Regions from separate parts of the Homo sapiens genome. Here region 2 is linked to region 1. A link is an interaction called in ENCODE POLR2A ChIA-PET data of the cell type or tissue named here. Cell type or tissue: GM12878. All regions are shown on one strand. Each heading gives the region's core, and the rest is flanking DNA. Links, peaks and the distances in the headings are about the cores only. Region 1 has its middle 20 kb from the start of LINC02642. Region 2 overlaps LOC105376387 (a long non-coding RNA gene).

The links. Peaks named below come from ENCODE experiments on the same cell type or tissue, not always from the same donor. Only the 100,000 strongest peaks of a DNase experiment are listed, where the experiment ranks them.
Region 2: POLR2A ChIA-PET joins it to region 1 with 5 read pairs; 2 of 35 experiments call an interaction of 5 or more read pairs at or near these places.

What each region holds. Positions count from the first base shown.
Region 1 is chr10:7,487,625-7,497,944 of GRCh38, forward strand. No RefSeq gene overlaps it. Among named protein-coding and RNA genes, the nearest start is that of LINC02642, 20 kb to the left of the region's middle. RefSeq lists a silencer at 943-1,237. In GM12878, for the core only: no CTCF peak of the experiment used is centred there; a DNase peak (open chromatin) is centred at 4,864; H3K4me3 peaks cover 420 bases; H3K27ac peaks cover 2,102 bases.
Region 2 is chr10:6,921,320-6,934,034 of GRCh38, forward strand. The region is part of intron 3 of LOC105376387 (a long non-coding RNA gene); the gene reads right to left. Among named protein-coding and RNA genes, the nearest start is that of LINC00707, 150 kb to the left of the region's middle. RefSeq lists enhancers at 6,576-6,995, 6,727-6,816, 12,354-12,715. In GM12878, for the core only: no CTCF peak of the experiment used is centred there; DNase peaks (open chromatin) are centred at 6,502 and 6,942; H3K4me3 peaks cover 2,137 bases; H3K27ac peaks cover 3,011 bases.

The sequences.
Region 1 (10,320 bases), core at 1-8,000:
CATCCTGGATCTTCCTCCACTATCATCCTGTCGAGTTTATTCACCTCTCATGGGACTGACACAGCTGTGCACTGGATCACATGTCTTATGAAATTCCCTTTCAAGGGATAAATGACAGCTCTGCACAACTACAAACGAGGACACTAAGACCAATAAAAAGACACAGACTAGCATGAAATAAGAGGTTTATGGTCTGATTAAAGTCATGTCCTTGTTGCACAATGGAAAATTGCAAGAGCAAAGATATTCTTTATAGAGTGGACCCTAGCCACAGCATGAAGGTTTCATGTTGCATGAAAAGACTCTGGACTTATGCCTTTCATGCAACTGGAATGTCCCCTAATATGTTTACCAGTCTTTTTCCCTTCATTCCTGCACACTGTAACCAAAGGAGAAACACTCTCCTGATTACTGTAGACAGGGACATTCTGAGGGGCCCTGAGCAGACAGGACCTTAGGTGACCCTGGTGCCTTTGCGTAGAAGAACCTTTCTCATAAGATAGTTTAACATTATTTATAATAAGGAGTCACCGAAAACAACTAAAGTATCCGACAACAGAGGGCAATTTCCAAAGGTTGACTTTAAAAAAAAAAAAAAATATATATATATATATATACACACACACACACATATTTTGGCACTTCACAGACAATCTCTAAGTATCACAACAAACCTGCAAGATAGATATTTGCATGACCTTTTTACAAAAGAAGAAACTGAAGTACAAAATGGGAATGTGACTTTCCCAAAGCCATTTAGCAATGAAAGGATAGAAGTTTAATTCCAAAGCCAGTACTTGTTACCATGTATTATGCTGCGTGACAGGCAAGACATCCTTTCCAGACATCCTGTCCTAGGATTATGTTTTGGTCTCTTGAGCAACACTTAACAGATATGTCTTCATTTTTAGTAACCTGTGAAGCAAGAAATTGGGAACTCCTAAAGGCTTCACTAGCCAGGACTAAGCACTTCAAGCAGGCAAAGGGGCAGATACTCAGAAAACCAGTGAAGGCCGGGGGGACACCAACAGCGTTTCCAGGGTTGTGAGTTAAAAAGGTAAACAATGCAAGTCAATTGGCAGATGGCCAACGGTCCTGTCTGACCTCACAGCACAAGATTTTCAGAACTGCATGCCCTTGACCGATAGAAACCCTGCAAAATACGTTCTAAGTATCACTATTTTGAAACTTGAGAGGACTGCAGAAAAATCCAGATGGCTTATATCCAAGAGAATTTTTGAGATACCACAGAAAATATAACAAGAGCTCAAATACAGAGATTTTTCCATTAAAAAGTACAATGTATAGCAACTTGTGAATCAAAAAAAAAAAAACAAAATACAAACAAACAAAAAAACCAGCTGTTACTTTGGCTGCCATTGCTATAATCTTGTTTCCTAACTGGGGCTCAGTGGAAGAGATTAATCTTCAAAGGCATACTTTGAAATCAATCTACACAGGAACGAAGACTAAAATCAGAGAAAACACGGAAGGGTTTGTAATTAGACTTCACTGTTTCTGAAGCAATTAGGCTGCAGGGAGCTATGCAAGCCATCCAAGCAACAGTTTGAAAGAGAATCCTCACTTTGTAAAAGATTAAAAGAAAAACAAGACACAATCAGTAAGTCTTTGTAAACTTACCTATATTAGCGGCAATAAGGCTGAAATTAGGGTTTTACAGCTTGATCATAATTCTCAAAACAATTCACACTAAAATATAAACTCCTAAATATGCATTAATATGCTATCCCTTCGTGGACATTTATGTTAAGGCAAAGACGGAACATTCTCATTGCAGAATTTCAGATAGGAGAGAGTAGAGTCTGAATCACCGAGCTAGAAAGGACCTGAGAAATCATCTGTTCCAATTTCCTCATTTTATAGACACCTTGGGCATAAAGGTGTAGGTAATTAGCAGGTGTTAGAACTCAAATTTCCTGACTCCCCTCGCCAGTGTGTCTCTTTCTATGGGAGGGGAGGTTTTGCCTCGTGGCAGAAGGGCCTATGGCATCACAGGAGCAAGATAGGGTAAACCCTAAAATCACCTGGGGTTTTGGGGGGATGGGGTAGAGTTGGGAGGGTTTGACAACCTCAGAGAGAAACTGCACACAGAAATTTTCTGAAGGATGTTCTCTTCCACCCAACCTTATAGGTGGTAAACAAGAAAGGCCATTTTGAAGCAACACATTGGCATTAAGGACTTTTAACTGTGGGCATTAGAAAACCCTTCTCTATGGTCTTGGGGCTCTTATACATTTTATATGTTAGAAAATAACTCAAAATTATTAGCACATAGATCATTTGAAGTGTTAATCATTTCTGCAATGTTTACTCTCTACATTGTAAGTTTAAAAAAATACATGTCCATATTTTTTTGGTAAAGGCTCAATTTAATATACAGACCTGTTAACAAAAATGCTGAGCTAAATCTACACAGCCTCATAATTGCTTGTCTTTCCCTTTTTTTTTTCTTTTATATCCTTTTTTCTTACTTAGGTATGTACTATTACTGCTTGCAAAAACAAGGATCTACCATATGATTATTTCTAATTATTCTTGTGGGGGATTCAAAATTTTGAAAAAAAAAAGCAGTGAAAATTATGCATTCACTTGCAGAAATATGTAATTTTGGGGAAGTTATAGGGAAAAGTGTCAGCAACACTATCTTGCCTGAAGCTTGAATAGTTTAAAGCAGAGAAATGTTGTCATGGTAGTAATCCAACTAAAATTAGATTTCTACTTCTAACAACAAGATTGGATCCCAGGGAGAGGCTGAGAGACCTTAGTTCATAAACTCCACTTGGTGTACCATATGAAATAGCTTTACATACACCTCTGCTTTTGGTGAAGTTGGCATCCCTGACCTCTGACCCAGGCATGTTCACCATGAGCCAGGCATATGGAGAGAGTAGAGAGAACAAAGACTGCTCAGTCTGGGCATGGTGGCTCACACCTGTAATCCCAGCACTTTGGGAGGCTGAGGCAGGCAGATCACTTGAGGTCAGGAGTTCAAGACCAACCTGGTCAATATGGTGAAACTCCATCTCTACTAAAATACAAAAATTAGCTAGGCGTGGTGGCATGCACCTGTAATCCCAGCTACGTGGGAGGCTGAGGCAGGAGAATCGCTTGAACCTGGGAGGTGGAGATTGCAGTGAGCTGAGATCGTACCAGTGCACTCCAGCCTGGGCAGCAGAGCGAGACTCTGTCTCAAGAGAAAAAAAAGGCCCTGATCAGCAACGTCTCCACCACACATCCCAGCACTTAGCCAGCCCTCTGCATCAGGAAAGAGGGAGCAGCAGGGGAAACCCCAAGGGAAATAAAGACTAACTTTATCTATTTGCACATTTGTGTTGGGCTCTGGTTGCTGCTGAGAGACAGAGATACCAAAACCTGTACGAAAATATTAACAACAGGTTGGAAAGTTGAAATGCTTAGTCAGGCCCACTTCAGTTCCATTTTCCCCTGCTCCTAAGGAGGAGAAAGAGCAGAGTGAGAGAAAAAGAGCAAGAAGGAGGATGTGTAAGAGTTCCTGACATCCGCCTTCATAAGTGGCCACTATGTGCCAAGAAAAAAGATGAATAAGACACAGCCTATTTAGAGTAATATCACGTCTGGGGAGCTGGATTCTCTCACAATATGTCGACCGTATCCCTGAGAACAAGGGACGCAGAAGTGTCTTGCGTAGTGCTCAGGACACAGTGTGCACTCCGGAAGGGTTTGTTCAATCTCCACCCACATCTGAACGTCTAGGACCTGCTTTGTTGAGGGAATGTGACTTTCATGGGAGAGGCGTGATGGTTAATTTCATGTGTCAACTTGCCTGGGCTGTGGGGTGCCCAGGTTAAGCACTGTTTCTGGGTGTGTCTGTAAGAATATTTCCAGATGAGATTAGCCTTTGAATGGGGGAACTGAGTAAAGCAGATGGCCCTCCCCAGTGTTGTGGGCCCCATTCAATCTGTGGAGGGCCTGAATAGAACAAAAAGGCAGAGGAAGGAGGAATTTACCTCCTTTTTTCTGCCTCATTGCTTGAGCTGGGATACCTCATCTTCTCTTCTGCTTATTTTAGACTGGAATTTACACCACTGGCTCCCCTGCTTCTCAGGCCTTCAGACTTGGAATGAATTACACCATGGGCTTTCTTGAGTCTCCAAGATGCAGATGGCAGATTACAAGCCTTCTCAGCCTCCATGATCACATGGACAATATTGGATATTCCTTATAATCAATCAATCTACCTATTTCTATGTATCTGTCTCTCTGTCTATCTAATCTTTCTCTCTTTGTCTCTCTCTCTCTCTCTCTATCTAGCCAATTAGAAAGCTATTGTAAGTTATTTCTTCCATGAGTGGGGTGGGATTGGAAGTTAGAGGGCACAACAAGAGGCCTAGACTCTAAAGACAGAAGGACAAGGAAGAAAAGAAAAAAAGAAAAAAAAAAAACCTTGCAGTAGAGACTGTCATTTATTACCTAATACCCATCCACTCCCCCCTCCTTAAAGACCAAACTTCTTTTTACCTGGGTGCTAAACATTACATTTCCTGGTCTCTCCTGCAGCTTGGCATGACCATGTGGCTAAGCTAGGCTCAATACAATGTAAATAAAAATGCTGAGTGGGACTTTTCCAGGAAGTTTTATTGAAAGGCATAGATTGTCAGCAAGAGTTTGTTTTGCATTTCTGCTTTTCTTCTCTTTCCTACCTTAATGTGACAGCTGGACCTCCAGCAGCTATTTTGGACCTTGAGGTGGCCTTGGAAACAAAAGCCATCCATGCACTGAAAATGTCAGAGTGGAAAGATCAGAGCATGAATTTGTAAGGACCACCTTGCTAGCCAGTATTACAGTTACATGACAGAGAAGTGAACCTCTACCTTGCCTAAGCAACTGATTGCTTTGTGGTTTTCTGTTATGTGTGACCAAATCTAATTTTAACTAACCCAGAAATCTGCTCTCTGTTGTCCTCTAACTGAATGTCAATGGCTTCCCATCTATAGTTACTTACATGAAGTATGATGACAGATTTTATATTATGAAAAGAGCAAGAACAATGTCGTTTTAAACTTCCTTTGATTAAAAAAAAAAAAAAGCTCATTTCTCTTTACTCACACCCTTTGTGATTTGCCACTCAGATTTCCAAGAAAGGGAAATTAGTCAACCTGCTTTCTATGTACCAGAGCTTTCTTCAATCCCTGCTGGCCATGAGTAATATGGAATCACACATACACAAAATGGGAAGAGCCCTGCTTCTAAATTCTTCACCGACTAGCTCCGGAAGTCCCAAGAGGAGGGTTACTCGGGTTCTGACACCATCCTCCTCCCTAATGACACTGCCCCCCTAGCTCTTTGACTCCCTGACACTACCTAAAAGGAGAAACTCCTGCTTCTGGAAATCATGAGGTCCAGGCTGCCTCCCAGCTCACAGGCTCACCACACTCCAGTGGGTTCCAAATGCATCCTTTACAGCTTCTCAGACACCTAGTCACCCATTTGCCCCAACAAGGACATCTTGTGCTTTCAACATCTAAGTAGATTTATGCAATTTTACTGAAAAACTCTTTAAATATTTATTTGTTTTTCCAACACAAATGCCTTTCCCAGAACCTAAGCTGGATCATAAGATCCCAAGGAGGAGGTTTATATCTTGCTATTCTTTGCATACCTGGCACCTAGCATAGTGCTTATACGTGGAAGGGATTTATTAAAGTTTTTGCACAAACGACAGCTCCAGCGGATAACACAAATACTCACATTTATTTTCTCTTCTAACCCTAAACAATCATCCTGGCACCAGTGAGCCCCAGCTCTTGTCCTTTAAGAGAAATTCTTTCCTGCACACTCTTACTTAGCTCTGAAGAGCAAAAGGATTTTTCTCAGGTCGTCAAGCTGTGACTCTTCACCTCACACAGCACTGGATGTCTTAGAGGGGCTGGGGGAGAGGAGACGGTCTTTTGCCTCCATTTTCTTGATGCTCTGTCATCCCATTGTTTCCTACACCTCTAGGTCCCCACCAATGGGTACCACATCACAAATATAAAGGTCAGCATTTAACTTGGGAAGTGCAAGCCTAACATGCCACAAAATCCTCAACTTCCAACTTCTCTCTACCCGTCCACTCCCACATTGCTCTACTAATGGAGAAAAGGAAGAGGTTCAGTGAACAATGAGCATCGTGATCATCATTTGGGATTTGGCAGACGTAGAATAAGAAGACAGCTTTTAGGTGCTCAGGCTAAACTCTCTGGTGGGACATCGTTTAGGGGATAATGTGGGGGACTCAGTCTCTTCCAATCGCCTGACTGGATAGCCAAAGAACTCCTGAATTTGGATGCAGGAGCAAGGAGGGGGCCTATTGCAAACTTCCTGCTGCAAACAACCACTGCACTGTCCACACACAAGAGGCAAGGGTGTCACCCCATTAGCAAGCTACCGTAAGTTCTTACTACAGGAAGGCAGGATTCAATGGGCCGCTGTGCAGGAGAGTCTGGGAGGCTGGGTGGAGATCCTGCCATGGCAGGGCAACAGGAGCAATAGCAAGGAGAGAAGCTGGCTCAGGAAGGGCCCCTCCCACCACTGCTTTGGAGAGTTTCTCTGCATGACAGCACTCTCAATCCCCCTAAATCACAATGGGGAGTGAATCTGTCTTGTTTCCTCATTATATACTGGGGACCTAGCACAATGTCTGGCATATGTTAGGAACCCAATAAATATTTGTTGAGCAAACAAATGAATGCACACACAATGAAATTGCTGATCTGTGGCTTTAAAGCAAATCTCAGGGCACATTGCAAAGAGTTGATGCAGAGCAGACGCAGCAGAGGAAGCTTTGGTGTATAAATTAGCACGTGCTTATTTAGAAGGACCCAAGGATTTTGATAAGCTGAGGAAGAAATCTGTAATACAGCATTAACCTGTACGTCCCTGCCAGCCAGAGATTATAAACTTGTACAGGCTCAGGCACAGCCCCCAGGGACTTTCAGAAACTCTTTTCTCTCTTTCCTTGCAAGCCAGCTCCTTGTCGTAGTAAAGCGGATTGGCAGTTGAGACGCCCAGCTTCAGGTCTCACTCCTGCCGGCACTTTGTGTGCATGTGAGTGAGTGTGTGGGTTGACTTTGGCCAAATGACTTAATCTCCCTACATCACAGAGATGGAGATCATGAAGATAATTTCTGCTGGACTAAATTCACAAGTTTGTGTCAACATCAAACCAAGGAACTGGTCTGAAACACACTTTTAAGCCCCCAAAGTCCAAAAGGCAGGTGTTCTTTCCATTTTTTCTTTTTTTTTTAGCTTTTTCTGGTTTTTCATCCTTTTTGAATTCCTTAACTCATATCTTTTTCTTTATTTTTCCCCAATGTTCTTCTTATCTTTCTTTGTTATATTTGCATGGATTTGTACACTTTTTAAAAAATGCTGGAAATCCCTTCTGACCCATGAGTTCCTTTTTGTTGTGTCTTCCATAAAACGGAGCAAAAGATTGCACAAAACTTACTCTTGATAGATTTGGTGGCACTGAGCAGGACCCTGAGATCTCGGCTGGAGCACTGAGCCTGGGGCGTGAGGGTAAAGACTGGCTGCTTGCCTGAGCTCAGGGGCCTCAGCAGGCCAACAGAGGTCAGTGATCTTCCCCAGACTTCACAGCTTTGACCACAGCCATGTTCTTAGCTCCATTAGGAAGCTCCTCGTAAAATGTATGCCAAGTAATTTGCCTTATTCCTCCCATTCCTCCGATTTCCTCCTCAGCAGACATTACTTAAATAACAACAATTTGCAACCTCTATGGGAACTTCTGTACAAAGAGGAAAGAGGCTAAAACTATGGATTCCAAACCATGTCAAAGTAGGACAACATAAACACGAGGTCAAAGAAAGAAAGTGGCTTCAGCTTCCCTCGGGACACGTAGTTTCACGTTGATTAAAGATTAAACAATACTCAGAATTATGTGAAGGTTTTATCCGGCTCAGTGCAGCAATTCAGGCTCTTTCTGAATGGAGAGGCCGAGAAACCCTCCCTCTCCTGGCGTCCAGCATTTGACGTTCCCCAGAACAATGATGAATAATGAGTCCACCAAACATCATATCATTTAACCTTCAAAAAAGACATGTCAGTACTCTCATTAAGGGCATTTTACCCAGAGAGAAACAGGCTGAGAGAGGATTAACCACGTGCAGAAGGTCACCAACCAGCAGTGGCAGAGCTGGAATTCTAACTAGGTTTTCTGGTTCATTTTCATTTTCCTTGTAGTTAATTCATAAATGTACTTTGTCTTTATCCTTGTTGATGTACCACAGGAATAGTAAGTTTATGCTGCTCATATTTCAGTAACATTCTGATTTAAACAATGTAAATCACAAATGGGACCCGTAAGCATGTTTTTTGTTTTTTGTTTTTTTTGAGACGGAGTCTCACTCTGTCACTCAGGCTTGAGTGCAGTGGTGCGATCCCAACTCACTGCAACCTCCGCCTCCCAGGTTCAAGCAATTCTCCTGCCTCAGCCTCCCAAGTAGCTGGGATTACGGATGTGTGTGCCACCACACCCGGCTAATTTTTTTTTTTTTTTTTTTTTTTTTGTAGATATGGGGTTTCACCATGTTGGCCAGGCTGGTCTTGAACTCCTGACCTCAGGTGATCTGCCTCCCAAAGTGCTGGGATTACAGGCGTGAGCCACCACGCCCAGCCAGCATGTTTTCTTATAAAGCTGCCTTGGTCGATCCCCCTAAAGGTTCACATCCAATGTCATGGGATCGAGGGTGATTTGGGGTGCTCAGCACATGATATCCTGTAGTTCCACACCTCTGCCTGGTCTACACTGAAGTCCTTGTGTATAAATTCAATAATGAACACCAAGTTTCCTTAGTAATAGAAAGTCAGTTTTTACAAGTTATAAGTTTTGATGACATTGAGTGATGATAGGAGCAGAATGGGTTTGAACATCCTGTTTTCCAGTCATAAATGAAATTCACTGTAGAAACTTCAGCAAATACAGACTATAACCCCCAAATCCTTTATAATTGAGGCAAACCGGAGCTTCTGGATTACTGGGAGGCTCATGTGACATTTTTTCCAGGCTTTTTTGTCTAAGTCCATCACTGGCTTCATGCTTTGTAGTCCATGGTATGCCACTTTGATCACATAGTATTATACTGCGGTTTTCCTCCACATCAATAACAATTATACTAAAACATTTTTACACTTTTCAGTATGCCATGACTTGCTGTGAGTTATTGAAATGTCGTAAATAACCATGTCTCTTTTGCTTGGCACGCGTTCCCAAAGTAGGATGGCTGGGATAGAGGGAAAGGACATCTTTCAGGCTTGTTATGCACTGTGCTGTGGACTCTTGTTGTGGGGTCCTAGGTCTGCCCAGCATTTTGGGGTTCACCCCGTGACCCTCTACGGGTTTCCATGCCCCCAGCACCACGTCCATCATCATTTCTGGGGTCCCCTCACCTCAGAGAGCCTGCTTCCTATGACTGCGTGGGCCAGCTGGAGAAGGACGACCCAAGACCCCTCAAGTTTCTGTGTCCTGACCCCAAGCATAGGCCTGAGTGCTCCTGGGGCCCAGGGGCCTCTACGCACTACTCTCTGGGGCCCACTGTCTGCACTCTCAGGCCTGGGGGGCTCCCCCTCCTGTGCACCTGTCTCTCCCAAGCAGGTGGACACCAACGTCTATGTCCCCACCTGAGAATCCGCAGCCACCTTGCCAGCCTTCCTGGCTGTGGAGCCTTCCGGTACCTTGACCTGTAAATATGGAGTTCCTGTTTGCTTTCTTGTCTTGGTGGTGAGGAAGGAAGGGGAACTGTTCCTTTAAAGCCCCAAACACTAGAAAATTGGTCTGCAAGGTTATATGAGTTTGACCTAGGTGTGGGATACCTGCAAGTGTGTTTCTACATTCCTAAGGTGCTACTGGTTTCACTTTGTATTAGGATTAGGGGAACAGTGGGGAGCATTGGTGGGGGCGATGGGGAGTGCTACTTGTCAAGTTTCCCTTTGATCAAATGATGAAGAATGGGTGTCATGAGAATGGTGGAACTTGGCCTCTTTAGGATTCCAGCAGAAAGACGCCTGGATCTGGAAGCCAACTCCTTGTCAAGGGTCTTGAATCCACCAGCTGGTCTGTGATGTGAATGGAGACATTGATGTTGCCAGGAAGTTTTTCTATAAAGGACCACAGACTTGTGGTCCTCGGGTCAGGCCTAAATGGAGGGGGATGAGTTCCTTTTAGAGATGAGAGCCTCCCAGTTGGGCCAGGATGAATAGATCTGATTGCCTTTGTTGCCATGGGTGTCCGAATCTCTTGTTCTGAGTCTTGTGATTTTCTAG
Region 2 (12,715 bases), core at 2,156-10,155, 560 kb before region 1:
GTCTTCTAAATGCCTCCGCCCTGTAATATGCATGGTCGGCCTCCCAATTCTGAGTTAAAAAATAATTTTGTTTGTTTGTTTGTTTGTTTTTTAAAAAAACAACCTAAGTTAGGCTGCCATGCACCATTCTCTAAACTCTTTGTGTATTTCTCCTAAATATTTTTTATTTATTTTTGAATAGCTAATTCACACACATAGTTTAAAAAATTAAAAATGTATTTAAAGGAATACAGTGAAAAGGCTCTTACAAATGCCTGCTACTCATCTACACGTTACCATTGTCATGAATTTTTTATGTATCCTTTCAGAGTAGGAAGGCATACAAATAAAAGTAAATAAACAACCGTATTTTTTTTTCCTTTTTAACACAAAAAAGAGAAACTCTGTTCACACTATTCCACCTCTTGCTTTTTAAAATAACACTATAGGTTGGAGAGCTTTCCGTATCAACCTATAGAAAGCTCTCTTATTCTGGTTTACAGCTGTGTGATAGCCCATTACTTGGGTAAATCATATACCGTATTTTATGAACTAGTTCTTTATTACTAGATACTTAGATTATTTCCTGTCTGCAATTACAGACAGTGCTGTAACTAATAATCTCAAAATATATCTTTTCAATATGTGCCCGGACATCTATGTGATAAATGGCCAGAAGTGTAACTGTTGGGTCTAGGAGCAGATGATGGTCATTTTAATGCTTTTCATCTGAATCTTGCACATGTTGTGTTGAGTTTATTCCTATGTATTTTATCTCTGGGTTGCTGTTGTAAATGGGTTCTTTGCTTCCATTATATCTTCTAACGGGCTACTGTTAATATATATGAAAGCTATTGATTTCTGTGTAATAATTTTATACCTTATTCCTTTAGTATATTCTCTTATAGTTTTTAAAATTGATCAATGAGTTGACTTCAGTTTTCCAAATATTTAGTTTTATTGTCATCTGCAGATAGTAATGGTTTTACATTTTCTGTTCCACTTTTAAATCTCAATTTTTTCAACAAATTTTATATATAATTCTACAGTGAAATATTAAATAATAATAACATTAGTGGGCATTCCTGATTTCATCCTGATATTTAATGGAAATGTCTCTAGTACTGGCTTCTGAATTGAGATACCAATATTTTATTATATTAAAGAAGTTTTATATTTATTATATAAAGTATTATATTAAAGTGTTCATGTATTTCTACTTTATTATTTTCATCAAGAATTTATTGAAATTTTTTAAATGCCTTTGAGAGACTATGTAGATAGTGATGTGATTTTTCTATTAAGATGACAAATTATATCGATTTCCTAATACTGAATCAGCTTTGAAATTCTAGCCTTAGCCCTACTTGATTAGAATTCTTTTAATGTGTTGCTGAATTCTGTTTGTTCACGTTTATTTAGAGTTTTGGAATCACTATTCATAAGTGAGATTTGTTGATAGGTTGGTTTTCTTAAATTTCATAACATTTGGGTATTAATATAATTACTTTAAAATTTTTCCAGCAATAGTATTTATCTCCTTCAGGTTTTCAAATCATTTCCGGAGATTTGAGGGAAGTAGTCTCATTCATTTAATCATCTCTGTTATTTTGGTTATATTCCCTTTTCCATTTCTTTTTTAAATTTTATATTGTATGTTTACCCTTTGCAAAAAGTAGGTTTTTCAGCTTATATGTTTTTCTCATAAACGGTTTATAGATTTATTTATTAGGGCTACTGTTCCTCTATTTTCTAACTCATTAAATTCTGCTTTTATCTTCATTCAAGGCTTGTGTTGTAGTTCTTTTTCTAACATTTTGGATAAGATAGAAATGTGTTTGTTTTCCCTCATTTTTTGGCATATGTTCTTGTTGCTGTTATGAGGAGGTTATTGTGCATGGCTTTAGCTGTGCTGGATACATCCTCCCCTGTCATGTTTTTATTCTAGTTATGTTCTAGATCAGTGCTATGCAGTAGAACTTTCTGGGATAAGGGGAATGTCACTGGCCATCTGTGGGTATTGAGAACTTGAAATGCGGCTGGTATTTGTGAGGTGAGGAACTTAATTTTTAATTTGACTTTTAAATTTAATTTTAAATAGCTACACACGGGCCAAGCATGGTGGCTCATGCCTGGAATCCCAGCACTTTGGGAGGCCAAGGCAGGCAGGTCACAAAGTCAAGAGATCGAGACCATCTTGGCCAACATGGTGAAACCCCGTCTCTACTAAAAATATGAAAATTAGCTGGGCGTGGTGGTGCGCGCCTATAGTCCCAGCTACTTGGGAGGCTGAGGCAAGAGAATCGCTTGAACCTGGGAGGTGGAGGTTGCAGTGAGCTGAAATCACGCCACTGCACTCCAGCCTGGTGACAGAGTGAGACTCCGTCAAAAAAAAAAAAAAAAAAAAAAAAAGCCACACATGGCTCATGGCAACCTCATTGGGTGGTGTGTAGCTAGACATTTTCCAATTTTCATTTGTATTTCTCCTTTTATCCAATAATTACTCAAGATATGGGGCTTTTTTTTTTTTAGCATGTCACTAATTAGGAGATAGAGTTTTAAAATATACATATATTTTAAATATATATATAAATATTTTAAATATAAATATAAATATTTTAAATATAAATATTATATATATTTTAAAGGTTGAAAGAACTTTTAGTTATCCAATTTCATTAACTACTAGTCTTACTGCATTGTGATCAGAGAAAACTGCCTGTATTCTTTGTAGTTTGGGGGCATTATTTAGGATATCTTTGTGGCCCAATGTATACTGTATGTGGGTATACAATGTGTACTGAGAGCACTGGGGCCACTTTGAAAGGGGTTTATTCAGTGTCTTCAGGATAGAATGTTAGATACATATTGATCAATCATGTAATGTTATTTAGAACTACTGTATCCATATTTTCTTTTGTACTTGAACTGTCATGACTGACAGAGATAAATTAAGATTTCCTTCTACCAGTTTGCTTCGATTTCTTGTGTCTCCTTTAATCCTGCTTCATGACTGTGGCTGTTATTTCATATTTAGAGCAGGGCTAATGTGTTTTCATTATGACTCACACAAGTTGGCATTACAAAGTGCCCTTGTCCGTCTTGTTCTGGCCTGAACTCCATGCTGTCTGATATGAAAGTTTGTGATCATTTTCTTCTCAATTGCATTTGACTAGCGTATCTCTATCTGTTATTTTATATTTATATACTTTTATTTCCATGATTTTGAAGCTCTGTTTTAGGAATGCTGTTTTCATTCAGCATCGAGTTGTGTTTGGTTTTGATCCAACCTGAAATCCGTTTGTATTAATAGATAAGTTAAACTCATTTAACTTGTTAATGTGATAGATATGTCAAGCTTTAGTTCTACCTTTTATGTTTATGTGTTCGTGATACTTAAAGGTCTTTTACTATGCACTCCATGAATAGTACTTTCATCACAGAGTTAAAAAATATTTTTGTTTAATGGTTGATTACCCTTACAATTGCAAATTTATGCATTATCACCAGCACTCTCTTTAGTTCATAGCTATTATCTCCTTATCTCCTCCTCCCTACTCTCCATGACCCAATTTCATTTAATAGTATTACCTTTCTTGGTACTTAACTATGTAGTATGAAATATGCTACTGCTTCTATTTCCTGGTTTGTGAGTTTTAAATGATACCTTTGATATCTAGCTTTATAGATGAAGCAATTAGCAAACCTATCTACTCATACTCTTTCCCTCTTCCTCTCCTACGTTTATCACTCATAGCATTTATACCTTGTTTGGGCATATACCATTGGTATTTTATCCTGCCTCACTGATCCCCCACCATTTCAGTCTTATTTGTACAGTTAAACATATTCATGCACTACTATTAGTCCTTTTGCTATACTTTCCTCAGTTTCTTAGTCATCTCTTAGTTGAAGAAACCTCATTCTTCAGCAGTTATCCCAACATAGGCTTATAGGAAAAATATAATCTGAGGTTTGCAGATCGAAACTCTTTTTTGGCATTGGTTATACTATAAAGAGAGCTTGGCCTCATGAAAATCCTTGGCCCACAATTTATTTTCATCTATGTCTTATAAGCATTGTTTCTCGGTCTTCATGTTGCTCTGGAAACATCTAAAGCCAGCCCTATTTGTTCCCTTGTTTTAGTGACAGTATTTTTACCTGGCTTCCCAAAGATGTCTCCTTTCCTTTTTCTAGTTCAACAATTTCACAAAATTATATTTTGATGCTGACAATTTGCAGTGAGTATTTTCTGGCTCATAGTATGCCTGTTCAGCATGCAGATTTGTTTCATTTTATTTAACTTATGCCTTGCCTATTTGTTCTATTTCACTCATCTTTGAAAATTCTGGCCGGGAGCAGTGGCTCACACCTGTAATCCAGCACTTTGGGAGGCCAAGGAGGGTGGATCACTTGAAGTCAGGAGTTTGAGACCAGCCTAGTCAACATGGCGAAACCACCTCTACTAAAAATACAAATATTAGCCAGGTGTGGTGGCACGCACCTGTAATCCCAGCTACTTAGGAGGCAGAGTCAGGAGAATCACTTGAACCCAGGGGGCAGAGGTTGCAGTGAGCTGAGATGGCGCCACTGCACTCCAGCCTGGGTGACAGAGCGAGACTCTGTGTCAAAAAAAAAGAAAGGAAGGAAGGAAAGAAGGAAGGAAGGAAGGAAAGAAGAAAGAAAGAAAGAAAGAAAGAGAAAGAAAGAAAGAAAGAAAGAAAGAAAGAAAGAAAGAAAGAAAGAAAGAAAGAAAAGAAAGAAAAGAGAGAGAAAGAAAGAAAAAATCCAGTGACATTTATTTTACATCTATCATTTTCTTTCTAGGGCTTTTTCACTATATGTTACTATATTACTTTATTTTTCTCATTTCTATCCTTCAGGACTCTTTGTCTTTTTATCACGCCGTCGATTCTCTCTTGTGACCACTGGATTTCCTTTTCGTTTCTATGACGGTTTCGCTTTTTCTTCTATTTATTTTCTGAGTTCTCCTCATTCCTGTCTTATAACCTGCAGTTGTCTCTCGGCATTCTCCTGGAATTATTACATTTCCACTTTGTGGCATTCCTTCTTAGTAGTAATTGCTTCATTATGCTCCTTAAAATCTGGCAAAATGTTTGGTTGCAGTTCATCTTTGCTCAGTGGCACTGTTTTTAGGAGAATAATCCGTATCAGTTGGAAAGCTTTGCAGATCTTTTCCACATATTTATTCACAATAAATTTTCTTACTGTTTATCATTAAAAACTTGGTTTTTTATGACCCAGCTATTGGCAGACTAGTCCTATAGGCAGAGACAAAGCAGGGCAGTCCTGGCTTCACAGCAAAGGGCTTATTCCTTCACTGCCACAGAAACAGAATGCTCACTGTGAATATTGCTCTTCTGTGTGAGACTGGATTTCCATTTCTGGGGCCATCGTGACTTCTACCACCAGCTTTCCTTGTCCTGGCACAAGATATCCACTGTTGCAAATGAGAAATATAGCTCTTGTACTACCAGACTATCAGTTTTTGCATTTTTATGGATCTTCCTGAATTTTCCTTCTTATGAGTCCACTCATTACTCTCTGAGCTTCTGATTTTTCCTACTCTTTCCTACTGCTCTTCCTTCCATCTGCTTCTGCCTTATTTGGGGCTTTTGAAAGTCCCTACAGGTATTTTGAAGTCAGCATATCATCTGATTTCTAAATTTCATGGACAGTTGAATTTGCAGGACTTAGGAAATTCTTCTAGTTTTTTGTTTGTTTGTCTGCTTGCTTCTTTAGGAGAAGAAGGAGAAAACACTGATGGATATAGTCATGTTCATAAGAAGATCTCTTCCGAGTGTTTGATGCAACCTCTGCTTCCGCTATCCCATCTTCTCACACTCCCCTTTGTGCTAGTTCTTCTCATCTGCATGCAGCTTCTTTCCTGTCATTTGACCATCATGGAGAAGCTCTTTTTTCATGAACATTTTCCTTCTGAAAACCACATATGTCCCACTGTCAGTTTTGCACATCTATTTCATTATCAGACTTGAAAATGTATCCCTCTTATCCATTTCCTTACTTTATCAAAAATGTTGGAAATGAATAACATATGGAATGTACATTAACTTAGTTACCATCATTTTAGTTGTCCATCACCAGTACCTAATCATGATGGTTAGTTCATGGATGAATTTTCAACGAATATGCATGCAACAATGCTAGGTGTGTCAATGATGGTTCCTTGACTTAAATGAAGTATATGGTCTGCTTAAATCACCTGCCTTTTTCTGTGATCAACTAATTTAAATTAAGAAATGAAATAAAAAATTATAGCAGGGAGCCTTGAAGGTAGGTTGAAAACTGTCTGCTGAGTCAGTAGCTCTATTTTTATCCAAACAGACAAGAAGACAGCAAGCCCCTTGACTTGTGGTTTCCGTTCTCTCATTTCCTGTGTGCACCCACATGAACCATGTGCCCTCCCTGACTCCCTGCCTCCACGTCTAGAGAAGGAGGCGTGGGTCTTCTCTAATTCCCCTTGTGTGCTTGACTTGTTCCCCACCACCCAAGGGCTAAGGCTTAGGCACTGCGTTGAAAACTTCAGCACAGCAGGGAACCTCAGCCACTCTGTCTTCTATCCATCCTCCCTCATGTCTTCTCTGTACTCCTGTCTCTATCAGTTGGCACCTGGGCCTCCGCCTGCCTTCACCTCCTTGTCTCCATCCTTGCAATGAATGCCGTAGTATGACCACCTCTTCTTCTCCAGTGTAACTTCACTCTGGCACTATTTTCTGAAACTTGTGGACCCTCCATGCCACAGCTACCCTAAACCCACTCTCCTGAGAAGCCCCAGTTCCCAGAACGGAAGTCCAGGTCGGCCCTCGGCCGCCACACTTCCCTAAACAGCAGCTGCCTAAGAGTCTGTGAACCTGCACAATTTTCACTAGCAGTGTCTCAACAATTAGCCGGTGCCTCACAAGTGGGGCAGATGGTATAGCCAGGAATGAGAGTTTCATGTTTCTTCTGATTCACATGCATTCCTATCTAAAGGCTGTTTCCTTTTAGAGACAAACTAATTTTTTCTCTTTCGTCCTTTGCCTGGGCTTTATGTTTACTTCTACAAGCTGGCACTTCCGATGGTTTCTAGAGAGCTCATTGGTGCTCTCTCTCTCTCTAACACACACACACACACACACACACACACACACACACACACTATGTACACACCTCACAGGAAATGGAAACTTGTTCCCATTATGGGTCCTGAAACAAAGCTCTGTGGATATGCATGTGCTACTTAGATTTTCTATCCCAGGAAATGAGTTTAAATACCTACCTCCCCAACAAATTTTTTTTTCAGAGACAACAGACCTCGGAAGACAAGTGGAAGTTGAAACTCTCCTTGAATGCGGTTCTTGGGAGTTGGAAATCTCCATTGCCGTTGCTTCCCCATGGAAGGCTTTGCAGTGCTAAATGGCTTATCTCCATGACAACCAGAAGAGCTGGTTGTTGTTTTTTTTTTTTTTTTTTTCTGCTGGACATTTTTTTCTAGATTTTACTTCATATTTAAAATAATTAAAAGTGTTTATCTCAGTACACCACAACCAGTCATTTACTGGGCCAGTGTCAGGAGGCAGTTCACATCCGTTTGGGGTCCACTCAAACCACCTCCATGCTGTCGGCCTTCAAAGTTTCCAAGAGGTTTGGTTTCTCTTTGAAATCTGGCTTCTCACTTGCGCACTGTATAACTTTTAAACAGATTAATTTTTTTAGTTCCTTATATATAAGTTTTCTGCATGTAAAAATTTAAGATAATTTTATGTCAAGAAGAGCAGAGAAGATGTATTAGATAAAGTGTGAGAGACTGCCTGATAGAGCTGAACACATGGGAAGCATACAAAATATTCATCTCTCTGCTTATTCGTTTCCTTAGCAGAATATCTGGCTGCAGCTTACTGTAGCCATCCTGTCATCAGTTCCCAAACGGGAGGAATGCCATGGTCTCTTGACAGAGGCTCTCTTGCACTGTTGGAGGCAAGGGCCTGCTGTCCTGTCAGGTTGGCCCATTTATCCAGTTACTCGTGAAATATCTTGTTCTCTCAGAGAATCAACCGGCGGCTGTGTGCTGACTTCACAAAGAAAAATCCATTCTCTCACCAAGTAGTTGTCAAGCATAATAAAGAAAAACTGGCAGAATAATTGGGGTGGTTGCTGAGTCTAACTCAATATCGTATGAAAGAAAATATATGGAACAGTGGTGTTTAAAGAGAACTGCACACCTCTGTTTGTATGGCAGGCTCAAACACAGCCAGTCAGACGTATGTAGAGTCAAAGTGAGGAAGTGGAGGTCATTTAGACTACTGGTAGACCCAGAATTCGAGCCAAAACAGAAGCAGAAAACAGAAATAGATGCTTCAGGATCTGTCTCTCTGCCAAGCCAACCCAGCGATTCTCATCAGAAACCTCAACAAACAATTGGAAGAGAAACAGGTAGAAATTGTGGTTCAATTTTAAGGTATCATTGTGTTTATTTTGAAGCACTTTTTTCTTCAAGATGGAAATCATTTTAGTGTCTTATTTAGTTATAAATGTGATGAATACTTGCTGCAAAAACAATCAGAAGAAACAGTTTTATTGCTTTATTTAGTTAAAATGTGATGTAAAAACAACCAGAGGCTACAAAAAATAGAAAAAAGAAAAGAGAAAAAAGATGAAAGAAGGACAAGAATGAAAGAAAGGAAGAAAAAGATGAGAAGAAAACACGTGAAAGGGGTCATAGTATGCCACCCCAAAATATATTATTTTGGGACATTGATTATTTTGAGCTGTAGATGATCAAGAAACAGCAGATCCAGGAAGATTATTTAGAGCTGAAGATGATTGAGAAATAGCAGATCCAGGAAGAGCTGTCTCCCCACTTTCTATGTATATAAAAGTGGGGCATAAATTTTCTGTAAGAAAAGTACCCCCCAGGTGCCAGGAAGAGGAGAGAATTTTTGTCAGAGATGGGGAGTCGAAGCTGAGATGAATCCATACAAACAAGCCTACTAAAATTATATTTGCCTTCCATTAATTTTCCCTATGTATTTCTTAGTAACTGTCCCATGGTTTGCCTCCCCAAACCCAAACCCCTTTCTCCCTTGACTGTCCATGTCTCCATAATTTATTATTATCTGTTAAAATGATATATAGGTTCTTGTGCCTTTTCACCTCTTTGAATTCTCATTTCTTACATATGAAAGGCCCCATATACACATAAACACATTAGTATCAAATAACATTTGTATGCTTTCCCTCCTATTAACCTGTCTTTTGTCTATTTAATTCTCAGGACCAACCACAGAACCTAACAGGAGAGAGAAAAAGTCTTTCCTCCCCTATGGAAGGAAGGAAGGAGAATAAAAATAAAGCATGATTGGTAATACAGCCACTCAAGAGAAACACTGTCCATTGGCTTTTGATTACTGACCACAGTAATTTATATTCTCCAAAAAAAAACTAGTGAATGTGTTCAGCAATTAGCCCATTGGTGAAGGCATGGAGAGTCATGAGAGCTTGTTCCTTTCATGGAACAGTCTTTAAGTAGAACTATTGCGTACAGTACAAGAGGAGAGTTGTTCCTAGAAGTTAGGTCAGAAGATAGAAGTTAAGGGACAAGATAATAAAGGAATTTATCATCCTAAAGCTTTTGATTTTCTTTCCTCATCTGCTGGATGACACATAACGCAGAATTGGAATGTTCTAGAATGTTCAGAATTTAGAATGGTTCCAAGTTGTCAACCCAATTCTATAAAGACATGTGAGATACATAAGGGTACAGGAATAGATGCCTATTTTCACTGGCATTGTAATGTGTTAAAGTGTGGAAGAAGCTCCAGTTTTTGCACTTGAGTCACTGTGCAGATAGACCTGTCCATTGATATTCTAAGGAAAATGTTACCAATATGGGAGAATGGGCTCTGCTGTATCAGAAGGAGACAACATGGCGTGATGGTTAAGAATTGGACTCTGGGCCAGCCGTGGTGGCTCATGCCTGTAATCCCAGTACCTTAGGAGGCCATGGCAGGCAGATTATCTGAGGCCAGGAGTTCGAGACCAGCCTGGCCAACATGGTGAAAACCCATCTCTACTAAAAATACAAAAAATTAGCCAGGCATGGTGACGGGCACCTATAGTCCCAGCTACTTGGGAAGCTGAGCCACGAGAATCGCTTGAACCTGGGAGGTGGAGGTTGCAGTGAGCCAAGATCATGCCACCGTACCCCAGCCTGGAAACAAGAGCAAGACTCTATCTCAAAAAAAAAAAAAAAAAAAAAAAAGAATTAAACTCTGGAGTCAGATTTCTCAGGTTTATCCTAGCTCTGCCACTAGGCTCTCTGACCTTGAGAAAAAGGTAGCCTTTTAATATATCAATTTGGGCAAACATAAAATAGGGAAAATCGCAATCCATCCCTTTTAATATTAGAAAGTGGTGGCTGTGCAGTGGCTCACACCTGTAATCCGAGCACTTTAGGAGGCTGAGATGGGAGGATGGCTTGAGCTCAGATGTTCAAGACCAGCCTGGGCAACAAAGTGAGACCTTGTCTCTACAAAAAAAAATTAAAAATTAACCAAGTGTGGTGGTGCATGCCTGTGGTCCCAGCTACATGGGAGGCTGAGCCAGGAGGATTGTTTGAGCCCCAAAGGTGAAGGCTGCAGTGAGCCATGATCAAGCCATTGCACTCCAGCCTGGGCAACAGAGTGAGACCCTGTCAAAAAAAAAAAAAAAAAAAAAGAATATGGTGTAAGTAAATTAACATAAAACACTCAAAACCATGCCTGGCACATGGTAAGTCCCATATAAATGTTAGTTATTCTTAACTCTGTCCTCACCATCTTTGCATCAAGGTTGGAAGAATTATTAACCACTTTCTGTCTCGCTAAGCACATTTTATATGCTGGCATGCAAGGATATAGTAAATACCCATTAGTCTGGAATAATTTAGAACTAGATATAATTTTGCTTATAAAATCAAATGGGGCTGGGCATGGTGGCTCACACCTGTAATGTTAGCACTTTGGGAGGCTGAGGTGGGTGGATCACCTGAGGTGAGGAGTTCAACACCAGCCTGGCCAACATGGTGAAACCTGATCTCTACTGAAAATACAACAACAACAACAAAAATTAGCCACGTGTGGTGGTGCATGCCTGTAATCCCAGCTACTCTGGAGGCTGAGGCAGGTGAATTGCTTGAACCCGGGAAGCAGAGGTTGCAGTGAGGCAAGATTGCACCATTGCACCCCAGCCTGGGCGACAGAGTGAGACTCTGTCTCAAAAAAAAAAAAAAAGTCAGAAATTGGTCAAATATCCTCAGAGTTCCTAAAGTTGAATGATGCCATTGCATTTATTCCCTTGCTTGATCTTCTACAGATGCTTACACTCTAAACTCAATATTTTTCTCTTTGCTACTGTTCAGAAACAATAGTTGTCTCTCCTGCATTCCTCAGCTATCCCAGTGCTTCCTCCATTGGGAGCTTTTTTTTTTTTTTTTGAGACGGAGTCTCGCTGTGTCGCCAGGCTAGAGTGCAGTGGTGCAATCTTGGCTCACTGCAACCTCTGCCTCCCAGGTTCAAGTGATTCTCCTGCCTCAGCTTCCTGAGTAGCTGGGACTACAGGCGCCCGCCACCACACCTGGCTAATTTTTGTATTTTTAGTAGAGATCGGGTTTCACCATGTTGGCCAGGATGGTCTCGATCTCTTGACCTCGTGATCCACCCGCCTCAGCCTCCCAAAGTGCTGGGATTGCAGGAGTGAGCCACCGCGCCGGGTCGTGAAGCATTTTTACAGAAGGTAGCTCCATGGCTCTGGGACCCCTTTTATAGACTCTGACTGCGTCCCCTTTCATCCATGAAGTGCTTTCTCCATTTTTCCTCTTCTCCACTCCCTTGCAACAATAGTTTGCAAAGTAGAAATTGTCAAAATTAAATCTCACGTGCCGTGTGTCAACCTACTTAAATAGCTGATCTGCATCTTTGTTCACTTGTGTCTGAGCAACCAGCGTATTTTTCTTTTTCTTATTATTTTTCTTTTTTAAAAGATGCAGAATCTATGGACATTAAAATAGATTTGTAATAGCCAGAGCCATGCACAGACCATTGCTACAAAAGTGTACTTTGCACCCTCAGGCTCTTCACGCTGAAGAGTCTTTCTCTTCCCTCTTATGCTGGGTCTGCCTAGTGCTCTTCTCTACCCCAGCCCCTGTAGTGTTCAGATCAAATCACGCTTTATTAGGTGAAACTCTATTGAATCGTGAAACTTTCAAGCCCATATAGTATCCTTTGCCATATCTCGCCTGTGTCTGAGGTTACCGAGAGAAAATTGTCTTTTCCTTTCTCATGTCTATGCTGCTTTTTCTTGCGTATTTTTCCAAAATTTGAGACACACTACATCCTAAATTTATATCAACAAAGAAACTACTGCTGAACTATCAATTAAAGATAATAAAGACAACCATGTAATTTTAAAAAAATCAAAATTGCCAATAACATTTCTATTTTAATACCTCTTTCAGGTAAAAATGTGGAAACCTATTTGAATTCCATAGCAAGTCTCAGTTCAGATGTTCCTCCACTCACCATGGGACTCCGAGATGGTTTGGATAGCTTGTCCTCTCCAAATCTCATGTTGAAATGTGATTCCCAACGTTGGAGGTGGGACCTGGTAAGAGATGTTTCTGTCATAGGTGGATCCCTTATGGTGCTGTGTCTGGGATTGGTTCCTTCCAGTGGGTTCT